Linked DNA regions of Homo sapiens: all the other regions are linked to region 2. Evidence: chromatin contacts called from ENCODE Hi-C or POLR2A ChIA-PET data. All regions are on one chromosome and are shown on one strand. Each heading gives the region's core, a stretch centred on a gene start or an enhancer-like site at or near the end of the contact. The rest is flanking DNA. Distances are from core to core; before and after follow the strand shown. Region 1 holds the start of ERP44 (endoplasmic reticulum protein 44). Region 2 holds the start of TRIM14 (tripartite motif containing 14). Region 3 overlaps TGFBR1 (transforming growth factor beta receptor 1). Region 4 holds the start of CDC14B (cell division cycle 14B).

What was found. A loop is a pair of places that touch in the nucleus more often than their neighbours do. ChIA-PET counts read pairs that join two places held with the same protein, here RNA polymerase II (POLR2A). Pooled maps may share reads with other maps.
Region 1: a pooled map shows a loop between it and region 2 (2.5-fold over the local background). The contact joins the promoter of ERP44 here to the promoter of TRIM14 in region 2. A Hi-C loop is called at or near these places in 1 of 37 single-sample maps with no recorded cell type and 4 of 50 pooled maps. POLR2A ChIA-PET finds 5 or more read pairs at or near these places in 1 of 52 experiments (activated naive CD8-positive, alpha-beta T cell).
Region 3: a loop to region 2 is called in a pooled map, with 3 times the contacts of the local background. The contact joins the enhancer-like site here to the promoter of TRIM14 in region 2. A Hi-C loop is called at or near these places in 1 of 37 single-sample maps with no recorded cell type and 2 of 50 pooled maps. POLR2A ChIA-PET finds 5 or more read pairs at or near these places in 1 of 52 experiments (naive thymus-derived CD8-positive, alpha-beta T cell).
Region 4: a map of naive thymus-derived CD4-positive, alpha-beta T cell shows a loop between it and region 2 (16-fold over the local background). The contact joins the promoter of CDC14B here to the promoter of TRIM14 in region 2. A Hi-C loop is called at or near these places in 1 of 168 maps with a recorded cell type or tissue (naive thymus-derived CD4-positive, alpha-beta T cell). POLR2A ChIA-PET finds 5 or more read pairs at or near these places in 1 of 52 experiments (T-cell).

The regions. Positions count from the first base shown.
Region 1 is chr9:100,097,634-100,100,415 of GRCh38, forward strand. It overlaps ERP44 (endoplasmic reticulum protein 44), which reads right to left and starts at 1,367. Exons shown (of 12, transcript NM_015051.3): 1 at 1,151-1,367. The coding sequence starts at 1,207. It overlaps INVS (inversin), which reads left to right and starts at 1,610. Exons shown (of 17, transcript NM_014425.5): 1 at 1,610-1,783. RefSeq lists enhancers at 1,214-1,283, 1,294-1,433 and a silencer at 1,674-1,883.
Region 2 is chr9:98,117,908-98,120,648 of GRCh38, forward strand. TRIM14 (tripartite motif containing 14) reads right to left here and starts at 1,315. Exons shown (of 6, transcript NM_014788.4): 1 at 1,075-1,315. The coding sequence starts at 1,281. RefSeq lists an enhancer at 789-838 and a silencer at 1,149-1,248.
Region 3 is chr9:99,117,784-99,120,766 of GRCh38, forward strand. The region is part of intron 1 of TGFBR1 (transforming growth factor beta receptor 1); the gene reads left to right. Among named protein-coding and RNA genes, the nearest start is that of TGFBR1, 14 kb to the left of the region's middle. Within about 2 kb of position 1,453, at least 7 of the 41 ENCODE cell types and tissues checked have a DNase peak (open chromatin) inside an H3K27ac peak, as active enhancers do.
Region 4 is chr9:96,618,126-96,621,115 of GRCh38, forward strand. CDC14B (cell division cycle 14B) reads right to left here and starts at 1,718. Exons shown (of 14, transcript NM_033331.4): 1 at 1,094-1,718. The coding sequence starts at 1,253. RefSeq lists an enhancer at 869-1,369.

The DNA of each region.
Region 1 (2,782 bases), core at 117-2,616, 2.0 Mb after region 2:
TTTTGTTCTCAAAAGTACTTTGACATGCCATTTAGTTTTTTACAGTGCTTTTTCCGAAAAGGTCCAAGTGACAAAAGAAAAGAAAGAACTATTTCAAACACAAATATTAAACATTTAATGGGATATGGCGGAATAAGCACTGGAAGTCAAGAGACTTGTTTCTAATCCCAGCTCTGCCTGTAACTAGCTGTGTGACTTCATATGCGTCACTAAATCGTTTCTTAAATTGTAAAGAAAGTAGTTCTTAATGTTTAAATCTGAATTTCTAAAAATCTACTACAATTAAGGTACTTTCAAATATTACATTATAATTAACAGCCCAATTAAATATAAGCCATTTTGCCATACGTGTTTAGTCCTTCGCTTTTGTCTCAATTTGACCTGAAGCCTGGATCAATTAGTCTGCACACTCAAGACGTACTCTGGGGCAAGAGGGACTAGGGAAAGATTCTTTTAAGATGGGATGATGCTGAGCAGGTTAGGCAGTTAGGAATGAATGCATATTCAAATAAGGCGCAATGAAGAAGAAATCTGCTTCCATGGGGAAATACGTTGCAATAAGATTTGAGGGAGGCCTTGAGCTGAGATTGTCAGGTAACCACACCTTCCACCCTTCAAACTCTATTCTCCCAGTGGAATCCAAACCAGTCTCCAGTTCCGGGTTCCCAACCAATCGCATCAAGCCACAACAGAGGGATCTGCCAACCCGGGCACCGCTTCAGGGATCTAGACCCAGTGAGAGTCACACAACCCCAGCACCTGTCGACCTCACACTCTTCCCAAATGGAGAGGGTGGGAAGGAACGCTAGGTCTATGCTTGGTCTTTTCCGATTCAAGCTACCACCAGGTCCACTAGCCCTCGAAACCGAAACCCCCGGACTTCGGGGAGAAGGGGAAGCTCCTACGCCGTGACTACGTATCAGTCCCTCAGGGCTAATTCTCCCATTCTCCCCCGACACTGGTTTCTCAGGCCTCGGGGACTCCGCGCCTGGAAGCCGACAGGCGAGAGTGAGGGCAGCGGGGGAGGGTGCACTCCAAAACACTGCAGGAAAAGACGGAAAAGCAGGGGCAGGAGTAGCAGTGTTCCCCCTGGGCGAGGGCCGGAGGCCGTTCGTGCGTTTGTCGATGGGTCTGTCATTCCCTCACTCACCAGGAGCAGAAGGGAGCATCTGAGGTCGGGTAAGGATAGGAAGACGGCAGGATGCATGGTAACGCTGGGGTCCGTGACAGGGACAGGCGCTGGCGGCTGGGACTGGGCTAGGTTGGGTTGGGTTAGGAAAGGGCTGGGCTCCGGGAGCCGACGGCAGCGGAGGATTCTCCAGGCAGCGGCACCTCGTCCTCTCGACCCGGGCTCCAGCGGCGAACACCCGGGACAACTTCCAGAGAGGCCTCTCACACCCTCACTTCCGGGTCCTGCCCACCTCGGTGCACTTCGGGAAATGTAGTCCTGCACTAGCCTCACCCCGCACGTCGTCCGTCATCTAGAACTTCCTTTCCCATTGGGCTCTCGGCCCCGGTCCACTGAGTCCTCTGCGCGCGGGGTCCTGTGGGATAGAAGGGCGGAGGGCGGGTGTACGCGGTGCTTCAGAGGATGGGAACTACAATTCCCAGAAGGATGTGCGGCCGAAAGCCTCGGGCGGCCTTTTGAGGGGCTCGGCTAGCTTCAGCGCCGTGGGGTCTGACCTGGCTGGATATAGTGTACCGGCCCGGCAGGAGGGGCGGCCCGGTCCGGGTTGCGCCTCCTGGAGCCGCCCCCGGGACGTCAGTCCTGGAGGAGGCGAGGGTGAGTAGGAGGGGGCCTGGCTGGGGAGGCTCAGATCATTCGGTCCGCACCGCCTTGGCCCCTGCTGCAGACTCACGGCCTTCCTGGCCTAGGCTGTGGCCTGAGCCTCCATCATTGGCCTCCTCGCCCGCTGCCTCTTCTTTCTGCTCTAATTCCTGCATTATAAAGTCAGAGCCACCACTCGGGGCCTCAGTTGAATGAGTCAATGACTTATCCCTGATTGTCTCTGAGGGCTCCTGTAAGGAGTAGATGTGGTACGGGATGGGATAGCACGTCGTAAACTGGAAAACTGTGTGAGTGATTGCTGCTAAGGCGTGGATCGCTCCTCCAGTATAATTACGAAATTCCCTAGCAAAGCAGTCGAGGATCCTAACTTGGCCCCAGGTAGCTCTGCGGCTTCTTCTGCAAACACTCAGTGAGGTCCAGGAGCCCACGCGATCTCTGCTTAGTACCCAGGAGGCACACTGTGCTTTTGTGGTTCTCCCTGCTCCCGCCTTTGCTTCAGCTTTCCTGCTGCCTGGAATGGCCTTACCCGTTCTCTCTCTGGAATGCTATCTTAAATGTCACCATCTCTGAGAACTTCCCGAACAACCAACCCTTTAGTCCTAATCAGAATTACTCTTCCTATGAGTGTGACTGCAGTACCTCTAGTTTTGTACGGTTATAATTATTAGAGCATTTATTACACGGGCTTGTTGTATAATTAGGCAAGGATGATGACACCTTTGCATTTTATAGCACTTTATCAAAGTGGTTTTGACTTTTTTCTATAAAAAATGATTTATTTTCTTAAAGGGGCAAAAAATACATTTTTTCTTAAGAAAAAAAAAGAGCCCTGCATAATGGCTTTCTCAGGGTGACAAAATTAGACAGTGATAGAGCCAATACTCTTACCAAGGCGGCCTAACTCCTAGACTAGTGCTCCTATCTCTTGTCCACGCCCCTGACAGAGCCCAAAGATAGTTGAAATGGGAAATTTTAAAAGAGCAGAGACTTGTA
Region 2 (2,741 bases), core at 65-2,564:
CATTATTATAATTACAGCCATTTCATACGTTAAAAAAAGGAAGGGTCTGGTGGCAGGGACAGGTCTTGAGCCCACGACTCCACTGGATTGTCCCCCATGATCCCCTTTTCACCTTGGAGTTCCAAGGTTGTCACAGTGTGGTGGTCTGGAGTCATGCAGTACCGGAGAAAGGCTCACGATGGGGCTGAATTCATCACAGAAGACTTCTTGGAGACAAGTGGTAGGATCAACAGCTGTCAGACATGAGGGCCTACCTCACCCAGGCTTCATGAAACCCAGAGAGAGAGAAGGATTTGAGAGAAGCCACAGAAAAAGTCAGCTGGGAAGCTGGAGCAGGAGCCCAGAGCCCCTGGGGCACTGTTAGGATTATGCATGGGTAAGGGTTCCACGGTGACAATGGCCCTGTTGGGGGCATCTGGCTAATGGAGTCCTGGGTTCAAGGCCTGCCCCTGCCTCCAGAGCCTTCCTCTTGTGGCCTATAAAATGGCTGTAATAATAATGGCTCACCCAGGGCTGCTATGAGCAGGAATGGGAGTGTCTGTGTGGCCGGGGAGGGGAGAGGAGGTAGGTAGTGACAGCTGAGGCTGCTCCCAGGGCAGTCAGGCCGTCCTCAGCTCAAAGTTCACAGGCCCTTTCTGTGGACTGCAGATTAAGTAAACCTGAGATGTCTGTGTGGCTTTCTGAGCTACACAGGGCTGTTTATTAAGAGGGAGAGTTTGTACCTCTGTTAACTAAAAGGCAGACTGTCTTCCAGCCCAATGGCAGTGTGGCGGATCGGCCATGGTGGACACGGTCAAGGACATCTGGGTACCAGCCTGGGCTCCCAACCTCTCACTCCTAAACCCACCTTTTCTGAAGCTCAACTGATGGCTTTGGCTCGCCTTTGCCCTTCCTTGGGTCTCAGGCTCCCGCTCTGAACTTTCGGTCGACCGCTTAGACGCCCTCTGGGGCACCTTTGGTTTCCAGGTTGTAACCCGCCACTGGCCACGGCCAGGCACGCCCCCTCCTCGGCCGTTATGCCTGGGCTGGCTCCCCCAACTCCCGCGCGGCGAACCCCGTCCCCATCGTCCCCACCTGCACGTGCACCGCTGCCTCCAGCGCCAGGCCCACAGGGTGGCCACGGTGCGCGCCCAGCACCGGGCAAAGCGCGCACACGCAGCGGCGGCAGCGGCGACAGAAGAGCTCAGCCACGCGGTCGCCATGCTCCGGGCAGCGCCAGCCGCATCCCTCGACAAGCTCCGACCTCCCAGGGGTCCGGCTCCCGGTCGCCGCGCCCGCCATTCATCTCCACCTCCTCCGGCTCCCCGGGACACAGGGCGGGGCTCCCAAGGGAAACCGAAACCTCGGCCGTGGGCGGGGCGGCTCCAGGCCGGCCGGCCGACCCCTAGGAGGATGACAGCCCGCCGGGAGCAGCGTCGGGCCTCGGAGCATCCTCCGACCAGCAGGGTGCTCCCTCTGCCCGCCCAGGCCGGGAGGTGGTCCCACCAGAAATGGGAAGCTCCTAATGAGCCAGCTAGGAGAGGGTGGGCTTCCTGCTTAATGACGCTGTTCCAGTAACGCCCAGAAAACTGCAGCCCTGATGATGGGACCAAAGTTGGCTGTGACCTTCCGGGGGTGCTCCTCTCACTTTCCCTTGATCCTCTCTTGCCCTTTTCCCCGGAAAGATAATCATTCCCACAACTGTAAGATACCTTCATCAACCTCAAATAAGGACACAGAGATTCTCCAATTGAGTTTATTTCGGACTGAGCAGAAGGATTGCAATTCGGGAATAAATGTGCCATGGCACCCAAGGGGTGGGGACGCGGAGTACTCAGGGAGGCAAAGGAAAGCAGAGGCTTTTAAAGGCAAAACGAGGAGGATTGCATATACTGTTTTTTTTGTTTGTTTGTTTGTTTTTGTTTTTTTTTTTTTTTTTTTTTTTTGGAGACGGAGTCTCGGTCTGTCGCCCAGGCTGGAGTGCAGTGGCGCCATCTCTGCTCACTGCAAGCTCCGCCTCCCGGGTTCACGCCATTCTCCTGCTTCAGCCTCCCGAGTAGCTGGAACTACAGGCGCCCGCCACCACGCCCGGCTAATTTTTTGTATTTTTAGTAGAAAAGGGGTTTCACTGTTTTAGCCAGGATGGTCTCGATCTCCTGACCCCGTGATCTGCCCGCCTCGGCCTCCCAAAGTGCTGGGATTACAGGCGTGATCCACCGCGCCCGGCCAGATCGTTTTAAAATAATAATACTTGGTTACAAGAATTAATACAGGTGGCTTCAGTCCAAAAGTTGAACAGGCAGTTGCTGGGCAGATGTCCTCATATCATGGCTTTTGTGCAAGGTTGTGGTTCTTTGTGCAAGGTTGCAGTTTGGTGGAATCTTTTGCAATAATAGTTCCTGTTACCAGGCAAATCGTTGATGAGGGCCCCCCACTTCATGGCCTCCCAGCACCATTTAGTTTGTTTGAGACAGGATCTCGCTCTGTTGCCCAGGCTGGAGTGCAATAGTGCGATCATAGCTCACTGCAGCCTCTAACTCCTGGGCTCAAGTGATCTTCCCACCTCATCTCTGGAGTAGCTGGGACTACAGGAGCACCATTTAGTTTGGTTTTGATGTAAGTGACTCTGTTTTGGTACTGACAACTTTCACACACACACCACCACCCCAAATTCCAGTTGCCCCCCCAGGCTCAAGTCTAGACTTCCACTTATAAAGCCCTCAGCTCTTTCTTAAGATCCTTGGTCTCCGCCCTGCCTATGC
Region 3 (2,983 bases), core at 203-2,702, 1.0 Mb after region 2:
GATTGCTTTGGTTATTCTTGCGATGTTGTTTTTCCATATAAATTTCAGAATCAACTTGTCAGTTCCCACTGAATAAAAAAACCCTGTGGGGATTCTGATTTGATTTTATTGAATCTACAGATCACTTTATGGAATATTGACCTCTTTACAGTATTGAATCTTCCAGTTAGGAACTTGTCACTTTTCTCCATTTATAAATACATTTTAAAATTTTATTTTATCTCCTTTGTAATTTCTATCAATAAGTAATATTTTTTAAGCTTTCTCTGCAGAGGTCTTTACCTGTCTTTTGTTAGGTTTATTCCTAGTTTTTAGATTTTTAAAAAACGTTTTCTATTTATTACTGGTTTAAGAATGATTTTTTAATTTAATTTTTTTTGGTATAGTGAGTAACCTTATATTAGTGACCTTGCTAGATTGACTAATTGATTCTAATAGTTGATCTGTAGGTCACTTTTGGATTTTCCATGTACATAGTTGTCCTCTGCAAGTAATGATAGTTCTGTGTCTTTCCAGTCTATCTTCCTTTTGTTTATTTCTGACTTACTACACTCAGACTTCTAATACAATGTTGAGAAGTAGTGATGGATATCTCTTTCTTATTTGTGATTTCAAGGGAAAATGACAGTCATGCAACATTAAATGTAATGCCTACTTTTATGCCTTTTATTTAATCTGATTATTTCAGAATTTTTTTTAAATTCTGCAATTTACTGAAATTTTTAAATATCATGAATAGCTGTTGAATTTTATCAGTTTACTAAGATTTTTAAAAATCATGAATAGCTGTTGAATTTTATCAGTTTTTTTGTTTTTGTTTACATCACCTAAACTGCCAAACTCCCTTACTGTTTTCTTTCTTTTTTTTTTTTTTTTTTTTGAGACAGGATCTCACTCTGTTGCCCAGGATGGAGTGCTGTGGCCTGATCATGGCTCACTGCAGCCTCAAACTCCTGGGGCTCAAGTGATCCTTGTGCCCCAGCCTCCCAAATAGCTGGGACTACAGGTGCGTGCCACCACACCTGGCTCAAACTTTTATTTTGGCATCTTTTGTACAATGTTTTTGTATATCCTCTACCTAAAATGACTTTCCTTTCTTCACTAGCTTTCCTTAAGTCTTAGTTTAGGTGTCATATTTCAGAGAAATCTCCCTTTTCTGTCCTCTGATCTGTGCACTTTGCATCATCATTTATCAGTGGTGTGTTCTCTGCATTGTGAATCTGAGGGCAGGAATCTCAATCCTAATTATCTCTATCCTCCTAAAGGTTTTTTCTTTCTTCCTACACAGGTTACATTCACTGTTGTGTTCTGAGAAAAGGTGTTCAGGCCTTGCTTTCTGCTTCTAAAATTACTAACTGCCCAGGACCATCAGTTCATTTCTTCAACTGTGGCTCCAACAGATCTTTCGCTGTTTGCTGGCCCAGGTATTGCTCTCCTCTGCCCCGAGTCAATGGCAGCTGGGAGTGGTTACCACTTCCTTCTCTTACCACAGTTCCTTCTCTACCACAGTTCTGTTTTGTATGTCATTCCCCTAGCCCAGGATGATCAGCCACTTTCATTTACGTTCATTATTACACCTTATTATCTGTGCAACCAAGCCAGTCTCTCCTACAGCCACTCGTGCTTTCCAAAGGGAAAGGTTGAAATTTTCGGTTTTGTCCTACGTGAGGGGTTGTGGGGAGTAGGGGTGGAAATCACTGTAGATTATCAAGTAATCCTTTTTTTCTTTGTGTACTTTTGGAATAAATCTAGATTATGTTGATGTAACTGTTAGGACATTTCTGTTTCTTCATCTCTAAAGGAGCTGGGATCTGATATTTCTGTTCATATTCCTTCCAGCATGAACATTTTATGGCTAATTAGATATTAACTTATTTATTAGGGATATTACATATACACACTGGGTGTGTCCCTACACTGTTAATTTGGGTTGGAACTGAAAATATACTTTCTGTGTGTGCCTACTGCTACTGTAGTGAAGTTCTTGAGCCAGGTCTGTTCAGTCATATTGTTGAAAAACTGTATGAATATTTATGAAGGAGAAAGAGCTGATAGGTACCATGAACATTCACTGTTGTATATGCATATGGTTTATATTGTGTTCTGTGTCAGTATTGCCTACCAGAGCTGTCTCAACATTAGCTCTGATTCTCTGTCTAGCATCTAGACCAGAGACTGGCACGTAATAGGAGCTCCAAAGAAATACTTGTTGAAAAAGTGCATAAACTAATTTTTGAACATTTTATTATGTGCTGGGCACTGTGCTAAGTATTCTATGTATGTTATTTCATTAACCCTCAAACCTTCTGAGATTGGTACTGTTTGTTAGTATGTTATAAATTTAGGAAGTAAGTTGAAGAAATTTAGGTTCAAATAAGTTAAGTGACTTCCTCAGGATTACTCAGTGCCTGACTGGCAAAGATAGGATTTTAACTTAAGTTTTTCTGTCTCTGAGTTCCATCAACTTAACTACCATATCCTTATAATACCTACCCACTAGTCAAATTAAAATCTAATAAGAAACTGTGTAAAAGCATACTTAGATTGAGAGGAAATAAGAAATTTGGTTATTGTTTTAGCACTCACCTTTAGACATAGAAGTTTCTCCATTTCTTTTCAGGGCCTGGGGTAAGGCAAAGTGTGCACATCTGCTCTGTATATTAAAATATCCCCTCAACTCATTGAAGTGGAACAAAAACAAGGTCACTTGACAGGACTGTAATTGTAATCACACTATACAGCTTTACTTCCTGCCCTTTAGTAGTAGGACCATTCCCTTGTCCTTAAACATGCTTCTAAAATACCAGTTTTAATGGCTATATAGTCTTTCATTTATGATTGTATAAGGATTCATTCTGTCATTGTATTGTCATTCACATAGGTTGTTTTCAATCATAAAATACTGTAATGAACATCTGCAAGTTTAGATTTTTGCTCTCACCTATTGTTTCCTCAGACAACTGTAAGTAGTAGAATTGATGGA
Region 4 (2,990 bases), core at 468-2,967, 1.5 Mb before region 2:
GATTGTCCATGAACCTAGAATATTATTTCTCCTAAACGTCTGTGTTTGTCTAAACACTTCCACTTAATGTTCTCGCCACTCCAGCTTACCTGGTTTATCAAAGGCTAGGGGCTGGAAACAGTTTTTAATAACGCCACGCACCGAGGTTGACACATTCCCCGCCACTGAAAACAGACTGCCAATTCCCTCAAAATCGTGGACAGCTCTGCTGTTTACACAGCGTTGCCACATACATCATCACATTTAATGCCTTCACACGCGTCACTGTCAATCCCAGCAAACCTAACAGCTGCCAAATTGGATTTATGAGTCTCCAAGAACAGTCGAATCAGCACTAACAGAACAGCTATCGAAGGGCTGCTTGGCTACCTGCTCTGGCTGGCTGGGATTTCTCAAAAGTGACAACCCGGACATTCGTCTTGCCGGCTGGCTCGAATGCCACCAACGTGACACCTTCCTTCTCGAGGCCCCGGCGGGGAGCGGACCCCGGGAGGCGGAGGCGTTCGGGGGGCGCGCTAGGGGGCAGGGCGCGGGAGGCCCAGGAGAGGGGCTCGGGCTTACGCGCCGGACGGGCAACGCGGCGCCCAGGGTCCCAAGGCTACGGAGCAGCGGGGGTTTGGCCAACGCCAAAAAGGGGCAGCTCCCGTGCCAGGCGCGTTCAGCGCGCTCGGGGAATCCTCAGGGGCTGATTCAGAGGTTGTGACTCGCGCGAGGGCCAACCGGGCTCGCAATCCCTGAAGGCGGAATCCACAGGAACTCAGAAGCAGCCCGCGGGGAGGAGCTGCAGGTTCGAGGCGCCGGGCTGACGCCCGCAACTTAGAAAGGTGACCCTCGGTCCATCTTGCTGGTGGAGGAGGGTGCACAAGCTAAAGTTAAAGCTCGCAGCCCACGCAGCTAGAAACTCGGGGCGGGGGGCGCTCCTCAGGAGCCAGGCTCCTAAAGGGGGTGTGGCGGCCGGGGCGTTTAAGGGGGTGGGGGCGAAGGCATTTCGGCCCGGCCCCGGAGGCCCCGGGCAGCCCGGTGGGAGGTGGGCCAGGGCCCCGCGCCGGGTGCGGCCGTCCGGGGCCCTCCGCGCGCCCACTGGCCGGCTCACCGGTGATGTCCAGGTACACGTCGTCCTGGGGGTCCCGGCGGCGCGGGTCTTGCTGCGTGGAGCTGCGGATCTTCTTCACACCCGGCGAGGTCGACGAGCAGCGCCGCGAGCAGGGGGGCGCGGCGGCCCAGCTCGACCGCCGCTCGCTTTTCCGCTTCATGGAGGCGGCCGCGGCCCGTCAGGGGGCCACGACCATGGCCCCGCGCGCCCGCGCGCCCGCCGAGGCTCCCGCCAGCCCCGCGCGGGCGCTCGGGGCGGCGGGCGCAGAGCGGCGCTGCGGGGACGGCGGGCGCCGGCAGAGCCCGGCGGGAGGCGGTCGCGCAGGAGCCGGAGGAGGAGCCCGGCCCACAGCGCCTGCCCCGCTGCCTCCCGCGGCCGCCGCAGGACCGGCGCCGCAGCCCTCGCTACAGCGCCTCCTGCCGCGGCCGGCGCCCCCAGCCCGCCCCCAGGTGCCCGCAGCCGGCTGGCGCGGCCGAGGCGACGGGGCTGCAGCTGGCGGCCGGAGCTGCCCGGGGTAACCGTGCGTGCCCACCGCGGCCGCGGCCGCTGCTGCGTAGGCGCCGGGGCACAGCAGGACGCGGCTCGTGGGGACCCCAGGAGGGCTGTTCCGTGGCGCTTCATTCACAAAAAAGGGCCCACAACCCTCCTCGGGGCCCGCAGACTGAGGCCTTTCATTGGCCAATGCGGCGTGACGTCACGGAGACGGGGCCTTTCTACAGGCAGGTACTCGGTGACGCCATAAAGAAAACTCTGAGGGCTTCCGCCAATCAGAGATAAAGTGTGCTAGCGACCTTCGCCAGCCCCCCAACTTTTGTTTCTTCTGTGTCCTCCAGGTGCCAGCACCCCAGATCCCAACTTTCTTTAGTGAGTCACCAAACATTTACACAGCCCCACCCTAGTAACTTAACTCCAGGTCTTTGGCATATATATATCTTAAAGTATTTCTTGAATTTCCTTGTAATTCGCGCCAAGAGAAAGGGACTTTTGCCATGGCTGCCAGCTTGGAAGAGGATGGCCTGATTACATTACCTGCAGCTATATAGATTTAAAGTAGAGTTGATTTCAGAACTTAAGTAAAACTATTTAAACAACTACGCTCTATTTATCGACCTATGCCCAGCATTCAAACAGGCCAAGCAAGGGCTTCTTAAGGACCCGATGAAACTTCCGTGGAACCACAATATACCGTGGTTGTTTGCACCTCAGAGTTTCTCATCTCGGAATCCAGCGCCCACATTAATTCAGTAAGTTTATACACTCATTGCTGTGTATACTGAGGTGTCGACAGGTCCGATTATATCATGAAGTATTGAAGCAAGGGGCAAGTTTTGTCCTTAAACTTCTTTATCTGGCACACTGTAGGGTCATATCCTCTTCTTTTTCTACTGGATTAAAATAATGCCCTATCTTCCTGGAACTTAACCAAAAACTGTCATTTTGGAGGGCCTTTAAACAAACGTCCATGGTAGCATCTAAAAGGGTGAGAAGATTGGAGGGCAGTGTTAAGATTTCACGGCCCCAAATTTTACAACATCTGCAAGCTGTCCCTATTTTTCACCAGCACTTGAACGTTTTATCCTGCAGTTCCGCAGTTAACTGCCAGCCTGGGGAAAAGAAAGATGAATTTGAGTCAGTCCCCTTGGAAGCCTCTCAGAAATGCAAATTTTCATAGAGCACCTCAGGAAGGGGCTCTTTGACTTCTATTGTTGTGGGCTTTTACCTTAAGCACGGCTAAATAAGGAAGTAGGGGGGCTGTGTCTGAAGCTAGAGATCAGCAACTCTGTAAGCACTTTTTCTTAAGGTTGGTTCTCCTGTTCACTCTTCCTCTGTTTCCCCTAAGGAAATCAGTGAAGGCCTTAAATTTAAAATGATCTACATGTCTGTCTGTAGGGGCAGC